Regions from separate parts of the Homo sapiens genome. Here region 2 is linked to region 1. Evidence: read pairs that join two places in POLR2A ChIA-PET (ENCODE). Cell type or tissue: A673. All regions are shown on one strand. Each heading gives the region's core, and the rest is flanking DNA. Links, peaks and the distances in the headings are about the cores only. Region 1 has its middle 93 kb from the start of TEAD1. Region 2 overlaps TEAD1 (TEA domain transcription factor 1).

Region 1 (5,387 bases), core at 60-5,059:
AGATTTGGAAACCTATAGGAAATGTATCATTTCCTAACAAAATAAAAATTATCAACATTAATGCAAGAAGTAGCAAAAAAAATTGAATACATCAATTACAAAAGCTGTTAGAAAATGACAAGAAATCTACCTGTGAAAGTAATACTAACTCCAAATGATTTTAGAATTGAGCTTTAAGCTATTGGACAAATTATTATAATACTATTTAAATTATTCCAGACCACATAAAAATATAGAAACTTCTTGAACTTATTTTACTAGTAAACATTTTAATAACCAAATTGCTTGAAGATAGTATGAAACAAAGAAGATCAAGCTCACCCATGTATCTAGAAAAAGTTTTAATCAAAGTGTTAGCAAAAAATACTGCAGGATGTAAAATAATACAATGTGACCAAATAGGGTATATTTCGAGATCCAAGGATGGTATAATAGCAAGAGATTGATAAACATATTACATAAAGAAATCAAAGGACAAAAACTGTACCATTAAGCATCATCTGTCAAGATGTTCAAGATTAAGAAGCATAGCTGAGAGGGACCCCATCTGATAGTCTTTTAACTCCCTGAATTCTAGTTGTTTATGATCAACACTTCATTTGTTCTTCTTCATTACATAAACCAATATACTTTCTTTTATTTTTTCTTAAGCTAGTTTGAGTTGGAATGCTGTCATGTGCAACTAAGTATATTTTCTGCTGGGTGCAGTGGCGCACACCTGTAACCCCAAGACTTTGGGAGGCTGAGGAGGAAGGATTACTTGAGACCATCCTGGGAAAGCATAACAAGATATCATACCTACAAAGTTTTTTTTTTTTTTTTTTGAGACGGAGTCTCGCTCTGTTGCCCAGGATGGAGTGCAGTGGCGCTATCTTGGCTCACTGCAAGCTCCGCCTCCCGGGAGACTGCAAGTTCAGCCTCCCAAGTAGCTGGATCTACAGGCGCCCGCCACCACGACCGGCTAATTTTTTTGTATTTTTAGTAGAGACAGGGTTTCACCATGTTAGCTAGGATGGTCTTGATCTCCTGACCTCGTGATGTGCCCGCCTCGGCCTCCCAAAGTGCTGGGATTACTGGCGTGAGCCACCGCGCCCGGCCACAAAAAAAATTTTTAAATAAAAATTAGCCAGCTATAAGTGGCACATGCCTATAGTCCTAGCTATTCAGGAGGCTAAGGCAGGGGGGTCACTTGAGCCCAGGAGTTCGAGGCTGCAATGAGCTGTAATTGTGCCAATGCACTCCAGCCATGACTACAGAGCAAGACCCTACCAGTAAAAACAAAACAAAACAAACAACAACAACAAAACAGAAAGAATGTGTATTAATACAAGCATCAACATAAAAATAGTTAATAAAAACAATTTTCCGTAGTCACGTACAACATAAATATTTTAAAGTCAGTAGAAAACCATCATACATTGTTAGTAGGAATGTAAAACAGTATAGCCCTTTTGGAAAATAGTTTGGTAATTTCTCAAAAAGTTAAACATAATATTACTGTATAACCCAACAATTCCACTCCTATGTATCTGCCCCAGAGAAATGAAAACATGTCCACACAAAGACTTCATGTTCACAGTAACATTATTCATAATACTCCAAAACTGGAAAGAATCTAAATGTCCATCACTGGTAAATGAATAGAGGAAATGTGGTATAACCATACAGTGAAATATTATTCAGCAGTAAAAACAAAATACTGACGCACACTACATCATAGATGAACCTTGCTAAGTGAAAGCAAGCCAGACACAAGAAACTACATATAGCAAGATTTCGTTTACATGAATTGTTCAGAAAATCTATAGGGATAGAAAGTAGACTGGTGTTGTCCTGGGGGTAGGGGCTGGGATTCACTATAAATAAGTATAAAATATATCTTCAGAGAATGAAAATATTCTAAAACTAGTTTACGGTAGTAGTTGGACCACTCACTAAATGTCACCAAACATCATTGAACACTTGAAATGGATATAATACTACAAAATATGACTCAATAAGGTTGTTAAAAATTAGCCAATAGATTCCTAATATACAAACAATAATCAAGTAAAATAAAGATAGAAGAAAGCATTCCATTCACAACTACAGAAAGTCATAAAGTATCTAGCAATAATATAACCAGAAATGTTTGGTACTTATAGGAAACTACAAAATTTTACTAATAAACATTAAATCTTGAATAAAAGGAGAGAGCTTTTTTTTAAAAGTATATTGCACCATCATACATATTTCCTAATTTACACTGTAAATTTAATATATTCGCAATCAAAATCTCAACAGCATTTTTAAGAGAAGAAACCTTAAAAATGATTGTTAACTTTATCTAAAATTATAAACATATGAAAATAATCAGGAAAATCTTTAAAAAGAAGAGCAAGAAATGGGAACATACCCTACAGTACTATATTATCATAAAACTACAATCCTTACAACAGTACAATAGAATTTACAGATGTATCAATAGAACAGAATTAAAAGCTAATAAATTAGCAAATAAATATGCAAGTTCAATATCTTACAAACCAAATTTCAAAGGAACGGAAAAATATGAAATATTCAATATGTGGTGTTTGGACCCATGTCAAGTCATTTGGAAAAACATAAAGCGTGATTCTGACCTCACTTCTTATACCGAAATAAAATCCAGATGGATGATACTTTTAGAATAGCTGAATGAGAAAGGCTTTAAGCATTTCACAAAGATTAATGTCTATAGAGAAAGGGATTATAAATTGGATTGCATTTTAGTTAATAGTATTTGAGAGCTCACTTTATACCAGGCACTTTTCTGAGCATTTTATTTAACCTAAGATTAAATGCAAGTAATGTATTTAATCCACACAATCAACTTGACCTATTTACTGTTCCTCCTCATAGTCTCTCAGCCTCACCTGTCTCCTGGACTCAGCCATTTGCTCTGCTTCACTCAGCATCTCAGGCAAAGGACACACCCTTCTGCTGCTTGAGGCTGAGCAGCCACTTATCTGGAGTCTCTGGCCCCTCCTACAATCTCCAGACCCAGATGAAATGCCACTCCACAGAAGTGGCTACACATAGCTGCCAAAAAGCCTGATAATGCAACCCACAGTGTGGAAAAGTTAACTCCTATTGGGGAAAATTTTGACTAGTAAAAGACAGGAAGCAGAAGGATAAAATCTCTCCTTCCTCCTGCCCACTGACTGTGCTGAGACATAGATGGCCATGCAGCCTGTCTGGAGGCTTCATGCATGGCTGAGTGACTGACTCACCTGCTGAGACGCAGTTATGTGTTTGTAGTCATGACAGTAGCCAGTGCAGAAAGGCTTTACCCTACATTGCTTCCCACACTTTACCACCTCCCTTTTCTTTTCATCCTTTCTTGCTGCCCTGGGATCACATCTCTCACCTAAAGCATTAGCACTTAATCCTTGTCCCAGTGTTTGCATTTTAGGGAATCTAGAGTAGGACATCCAATTTTTCTGATAAGGACACTAATTCACAGACAAGTAAAGAAACCAGTTAAAGATCATTCAGCCATTAAGCTTGGTTTTGAATACAAGGAAACTCATTAATCTTATACAGTGTAACTACAAAAATAAAAACCCAGCAGCAAACTGTGAACTATGGAATGCTATTTTTGGGATCAAGAGTAAGACAAGACAGGGCCGGGCACAATGGCTCACACCTGTAATCCCAGCACTTTGAGAGGCCGAGGCAGGCGGATCATGAGGTCAGGAGATCCAGACCATCCTGGCCAACATGATGAAACCCTGTTTCTACTAAAAAATACAAAAAATTAGCCAGGTGTGGTGGCACGTGCCTGTAGTCCCAGCTACTCAGGAGGCTGAGGCAGGAGAATCGCTTGAACACGGGAGGCGGAAGTTGCAGTGAGCTGAGATTATGCCACTGCACTCCAGCCTGGGCGAGAGCAAGACTCCATCTCAAAAAAAAAAAGAAAAAAAAAAGTAAGACAAGACTGCCCACTATTATCGTCTCTCTTCAGTATTAGATTGTTATACTATTATACTATGATACTAGAAATCCTAGCATAATGGCAAACAAAAGAAACAGAACTGATTTTACTCACAGATGTTTTGATTATATATGTAGGTGATTTTTAAATCCGTAAATGAATTATTAGAATAAACTTGAAATATAAAATGTTGCTGAATACAAGGGCAATATACAACTCTCAATTATATTTTTATATATCGCAACAAGACACAAAAACACAAATACTGCTTTTAACTGCATTTAAAATACCCAGGAATATATCTTACAGTAACTCTGCAAAACACTCACAAAACTATAAAACATTATCAAGAGAAATCAATAAGGATTCCAAAAATGAAGATACAAATCACATTAATAGATTGTAAGATCCAATTTTATTATGTCATTTCTCAAATTGATCTATAGATTCAAAGCAATCCCAATCAAAGTCCTAGCAAGTTTTTTGTTTGGAGGAAGTGGATTTTGAGTGTGTGAAATGTGTGCCAAGGGCCAAGAATAACCAAAAATGTCCTTGAAGAAGAAGAAATGGAGAGGAAGTTGTTCTAACAGATGTTAAGCTACAGGAAACTCAGTAGAGTATTGGTACAAAGGTTGACAAAAATGAAAAAGACACAGGCGTAAGGTGAAAGATGCCATTGGACCTTACTTTACACCATAACTAAAATCAACTCTAGGGAGATTAAAGGTAAAATGAGAAGGAGAAAACTACGTAACTTTTAGAAATTAATATATCTTCATTATCTCACAGCTGGAAATAATTTCTTTAAAAAGATGCAAAAAGAAAAAAAAAGCCGTAGAGAAAAAGGTAGATAAATTCGACTTCCTTAAAAGCTAGAACTGCAGTTAATCAAAGAGAACTATAAAGAGAGGGAAAAACCAAGCAACAAATCAGGAGAAGCTATTTGCAACACGTATAACTGGCAAAGGTCTTCTACTTAGAACACCATAGTTTTTGTATCTAAGACAAACAGTTTTCCACATTTTACCATCATGGACGTTGGGGTGCATCTTATGATCACTGGCAGGTTACAACGTAATTGAAAATGTTTTTGTTCTTAATGTAATACAGTGGTACATTTTTAATGATGGCATCTTAGATTTGATGAAAAACTGCATATAAAGAACACTGAAGAATCCTTAAGTAAAAGACAATTCAAGACCAAAAATGGACAAATGACTTAACAGGAATTTCATGAGAGAGGAAACCAAAATGGTCAATAATTACGTTAAAAAAATAGCCTCATTAGGATCAGATAAATGCAAATTAAAGCTATAATGATATATGAAGGCAAAAATTTTTAAGCCTGGCAATACCAAGTATTAGCAAACATTTAAAGAAATAGGATCCTCTCATCCATCATGGATCAGAAAGTAAATTGGTAAATCATTCT
Region 2 (5,387 bases), core at 241-5,240, 320 kb after region 1:
GGTGGTCTGTTTGTTTCAATGCTGTGGTCTCCAGGGCACCTTCTGTAGTACTTTGTATTCTTAGAAACAGAGTCACCACCTCTTGGCAGCAGTGAAGCCACTCAGATGCCAATGGTCAGAGTTTGGTTTCAAGTCACCAGCCTTGTAGAGACAGTGCCCAGTTTCCTTTGGCAAAGACAGCCTGCCCCTTCTCTATTCATTTCAGCCTTGAACACAGAGGTAAATTCCTCAAAATAGAAACCTTTGTGGACTCTATCTGATGCATTTGTGAATCATGTTTGTCACTAATTCTAATTTAACTTCATAGAAGTTTTAAAACGCTGTTTAGTTTTTTTGCTGTTGTTCCTTTCCCAAATCAACTTTCAAAAAACGTTGGTTTAACGGTGTTAGAAAGGCTTAGACATTTTCTTTTGGGGGACAGTGTGATTAATGTTTGCAGCAAACGCAAGGGCTGTGGTGTTGACAGATCCAAGTTTTATTAACTCCAGGACTATTCCTGGATGTGTGACCTCAGGCAAGTCAGTTCATCTCTAAGCTTCTATTTCCTCATCTGTAAAATGATTTAAATTAAATCCACCTCCAGCAGCGTCATGAGGCAAAGATTACCTGAGATCACATCTATAAACAACACATTGCTCACAGCGCCCAGTGGACACAAGGTCTCTTCCTTCCTTCCTTCAGGCACAGGTGAGAGGCCCACACTCTGAGCAGCTGGTTATGAGTGGGCCATTATCAGGGATTTGAACAGTCACTTGGCTTCACTGCTTGCTCCCAGCTCTTGGCTTGTGTTTCTTTTTTCTTTACTAGGCAGGAGGGATAGCAAAAGCAGGAAAGTTATTTTGCTTCTACCTCAGGATCTAGTGAATGTCACATGATAATAAACTATAACAATGGTCATCTTAGCTATAATTTATTGAACATGAACACTTTTTTTTTTTTTTGAGACGGAGTATCTCTCTGATGCTCAGGCTGGAGTGCAGTGGTGTGATCTTGGCTCACTGCAGCCTCCGTCTCCTGGGTTCAAGCAATTCTCCTGCCTCAGCCTCCCGAGTAGCTGGGATTACAGGTGTGTGCCACCACACCCGGCTAATTTTTGTATTTTTAGTAGAGATGGGGTTTCTCCGTGTTGGCCAGGCTGGTCTCGAACTCCTGACCTCAAGTGATCCACCCTCCTCAGCCTCCCAAGTGCTGGGATTACAGGTGTGAGCCACCAATCCTGGCCCCTATCAAACATTTCTTATATGGCAGGTCCTATGCCAAGCACCTTCTGAGCATTAGCTCCTTTAATATTCACATATGTTGCAAATATTACAGGTATTATATCCCCATTGCACATATGAGAAGTCTTGAGGTTTCAGGTTTGTGTCTGGCTCCAAGGCTTTCGTGCTTTACACTCAGCACCTTGCTTTTCAGCTGTACCTTCATGGTCCCCATTGGTATGTGGTAGATTTTACCCCCATTCACCTTCTTGACCTGTAGATGTCAGGGCCGTGGTTCCCATTTCCAGCAGTGCAGTGCAGGGACATTTTGATGTTAAGCACAAAGACTTCAAGTTTCCCAGCTTCTCAACTTCACCCCAGCTCTGACCTGGCCCAGGGGCAGCTAGCGAGGCAGAACAGCTAGGAGTGAGGAGCCTAAAGGGAGACTGGGATTCAGCTCAGTGAGTCCCTAAGGCTTGTATCTCATGCCTTCCATAAACTCACTCCTTGCAGAAGGCGCTAGAATGGACAGAAGCGGTGCCTTCTGGAACTGGGGCGGTCTGAGAGCTAGCTGTAAGCAGAGGTTGTTAATCAGGGTTGGATGGACGGATACATAGCCAGTTGTCTAGGTAATAAACAATGCCTTTTGCCCTGTACTCCCCATTCCATTTTGTGTTTCTGATTGCCTTTATACCAACGTCTGTGCCCACACCTTTGCCCATGTTATTCTTTTTTACTTTTGCCCACTGAGACTAGAAAGACTAGAAGCTTCTTAGCAGCTGTGACTGTGTCTCATACATTTCCATGGGCTGTTGTTTATAATTGGAAAAAGTGATGTGGCAACATTTGAAAAAATGTATAAAAAGCTCAAAGATGTTCCCTCCTACCCTTATAATCTCACCTCTTCCCACCCCCATAATCTCACTTCCCTAACACAATGGCTTTTACTTTTAACCTTTTTAAAAATAATTTCTTCCTTCTGAGGCAGACCCTGTTGTTTTATAGTATCTCCCAGCTTCTGTCTTACCTGCCAGGTGGCTAGTCCATGCAGCTGCATCCATGTCAGAGCTTGATAGGGTTCTCTCTTTCACCTCACCTGATACCTTTTAGGATTTTTGAAGCTTTGGAAAAGATACCACTCTGATGTTGAACAGGAGAGGGACCTGGCCCTCTCCAAAAGATACTGGCCTCAGTTGCACTGCCCCTTATATGCAACACTGGCATCAGATGGAGTGTCCAGCCTCCTGTCTTTTGGCATGGTGGCCAGAGATCCAAATGTGGGTAGCAGGTTATAGATTTAAACCAGTATTCCTTCAGGATATATTTCATAGGGTTTTGTGACCAACTGAGTTTGAGAAACTCTAGATTATATGTTTAAAAATGTTTCTTTATGGAAGTGCCTTTTTAAGAGACAAGGTCTTACTGTGTTGCCCAGGCTGGAGTGCAACAGCATGATCATAGCTCCATTACACCTTCGATCTTCCAGGCTCAAGTGATCCTCCTGCTTTAGCCTCCCAGGTAGCTGGAACTACAGGCATGCACCACCACACCTGGTGATTTTTTTTTTTTTTCTGGTAGAGATGTCTCACTGTGTTGTCCAGGCTGGTCTCAAACTCTTGGGCTTGAATGAGTTTCCCTCCTTGGCCTTCCAAAGTGCTGATATTAAAGGCATGAGCCACCATGGCCAGTCAATGGCACTGCTTTTAATACGCTAGTATTTACTGTGAATCTCTAAGAGAGGTCTTATTAAAAGAATAATAGCTAGATTTTATTGACTGCTTATTCTTGTTAGATCTAGGATCCCTGATGAAGTCTGTGGAGTGTCTTATTTAAACCCTGTAACAATCCAGTGAAGTGAATGCCATCACTGTCCCCATTTTAGAGACTTGAGAGGCACTTGCGCAGTATCATAGCTAGTTTGCCTTGGGCAGTGTTTTGTGCTTGAGTAGGATGAGTCTAGACCCACACAATCTTTTTTTTTTTAAAGCAGGTCCCAGTGATTAAGTTCCATGGACTGTACATTCTTAACCCATGTATAATACTCAGCTTTGCCCAAGCCTTCTGTTAGTTGGGACTTCCTGTGGAATAGATTAGTACTCAGGGACAGTAGTTGGAGAATTGCCAGTTTTAACTTGGAATGTGAGCAGACTTGGACTGCTAGATAAAGAAGGCGGATGGAGTTTCTCAGTGAACCCTATTTGGTTCTGAGGCCCATGGAGCCTCTGCATCCCCAGGTTTCTTGGTCTGTGTCACATTAAGTTGGTATTAATGCCTATTCAGTGGGAGAGGCATGCCCGAAGAGTCTGGAGTATAACGTCTAGACCAGTGGTCTCAAATTTGGCTGTGTATTGGAATTCACTGAAGAAGCTTTAAAAATTATGATGTTTGGCCTCTCTCAGGGATTCCAGTTTAATCCAGATTATGCCCAGGCCTTTGTGATGTTTAAATGATCCTTGGGTATTCTGATGTAGCCTGGGTTGAGAACCATTGGTTTGGACACACTCCTTTGTGGTCCAGTTACCATGTCTTATCCCAAAGCAAGGGGAAGAAAAGGGTTCACTTTGTGAGTGAAATGACTTAATGTGGTTTAGAGTTTTTTGTTTGTTTTTTCATGAATGAGTGACCTGTGTTCTTTTTCATCAGCCATGTATGGCCTTGTAGATCTTCTCTGTGATCTGTACCCCAGTCCTAACTTTGCACTGACAGTGACATATTGAGCAGCCCTTATGTAGAAGTTTTGGATTGGTTACTAAGGGGACTGGTGACAAAGAGGCTCAGCACTCTTATTCCTGCTGGAAGAAGGAAGTGGGTACCATTGCTCAGACCACTGTATCTACGCTGTCCCAGGAGAGTTGGGACAAGAAGTGCATTCTGGGTTATGACATGAGCTAACTGCACACAGATTTCTTATTGGGCTCCAAAGAGTATCACTTTCATTTTCAGTTGGGTCAGGTGAAATTGGGTAATACAATTGTTTCTTGGTTTGGTAGCTGGGTAACTTAAGCTGTTGTTATTAATGTGTCCGCAAAAAAGCCTTTTTTAGATATTTCGGAAAATATATGCCCTTGTCAGTAAAAAGCAATGATTGTCTCAACCCTAAGCTATAATCGCTTTTCTAAACATACTCATCATTTCAAAAGCATTGATCCTGGACTGGAAGGCCTAATTCCAGAATTTTGGTACTACTGCTCTTTATCCAGTTCAAGATGGATGAGTTCCAGGTTGATCAAAGAGTTTGTAATGGGAATGTTTCTGTTGGTTTCTTACAGTACAACAAACACCTCTTCGTGCACATTGGGCATGCCAACCATTCTTACAGTGACCCATTGCTTGAATCAGTGGACATTCGTCAGATTTATGACAAATTTCCTGAAAAGAAAGGTGGCTTAAAGGAACTGTTTGGAAAGGGCCCTCAAAATGCCTTCTTCCTCGTAAAATTCTGGGTGAGTAAGACATTGCTGTGATTTCCGTGGTTTTTGTCTGAATGGTCACATCTCTTACATGAGCACAGTGCAGCACAGCTGGCTTTGGATTTACACTGAGTGCACCTTCATGTGCTTCTGCACAATTGCCAAGGGAGCACGGACTCACACCTGTGAACTGTCCTCATGCCGGCCTTATGCATCCACATGGTGCACCTGGGTGACATTCTCTGTCCCTGCCAAAGGGCACAAGGGACAAGCAGCCTCTTTGGACTTCACTTAAATTCCCGGAGCTGGGATGAAAATAAAGTTACATGCTTCAAGATTTTGTAAGCATCAGAGAGGAAACAGAATTGCTTTGCCCAGTGTATACTTCATTTGTGCTTTAAAATGACGGGCAAAGTCCCCTGGCTGCTGCAGCTTTGCTGATGTTCCAGAGCCTCTGAGAGGAGCTTTGCCACCCTTTGGCACTAGTCAGCCTTGGGCCAGGGGAATGCTAATGGGTCAGAATGGGCATAAGTATAATGTGTGTGTGCTAAGGGATTGGGGCACCAGATAACCTGCTAGCGCTGCGAGTTTATGATTCCTCAGCCTTTACACACATTTTTTTTTAAAACTGTTTTAAGTGTTTGTGCCCCTTAGCATGGCATTAAAGGCCCTAAGCGACCTGGTTCCAGGGTAGCTTCCTCTTGTGTCCTGCCAAACCCCTGTTGCCCCACCTGTCCAGTCTATGCTCTGCCTTCTGTTTGTCTAGATGGACTTTCTG

The links. ChIA-PET counts read pairs that join two places held together with the same protein. Peaks named below come from ENCODE experiments on the same cell type or tissue, not always from the same donor. Only the 100,000 strongest peaks of a DNase experiment are listed, where the experiment ranks them.
Region 2: POLR2A ChIA-PET joins it to region 1 with 12 read pairs; 3 of 35 experiments call an interaction of 5 or more read pairs at or near these places.

The regions. Positions count from the first base shown.
Region 1 is chr11:12,579,011-12,584,397 of GRCh38, forward strand. No RefSeq gene overlaps it. Among named protein-coding and RNA genes, the nearest start is that of TEAD1, 93 kb to the right of the region's middle. In A673, for the core only: no CTCF peak of the experiment used is centred there; a DNase peak (open chromatin) is centred at 3,071.
Region 2 is chr11:12,897,472-12,902,858 of GRCh38, forward strand. TEAD1 (TEA domain transcription factor 1) reads left to right here. Exons shown (of 13, transcript NM_021961.6): 10 at 4,469-4,642. Among named protein-coding and RNA genes, the nearest start is that of TEAD1-AS1, 23 kb to the right of the region's middle. In A673, for the core only: no CTCF peak of the experiment used is centred there; a DNase peak (open chromatin) is centred at 3,280.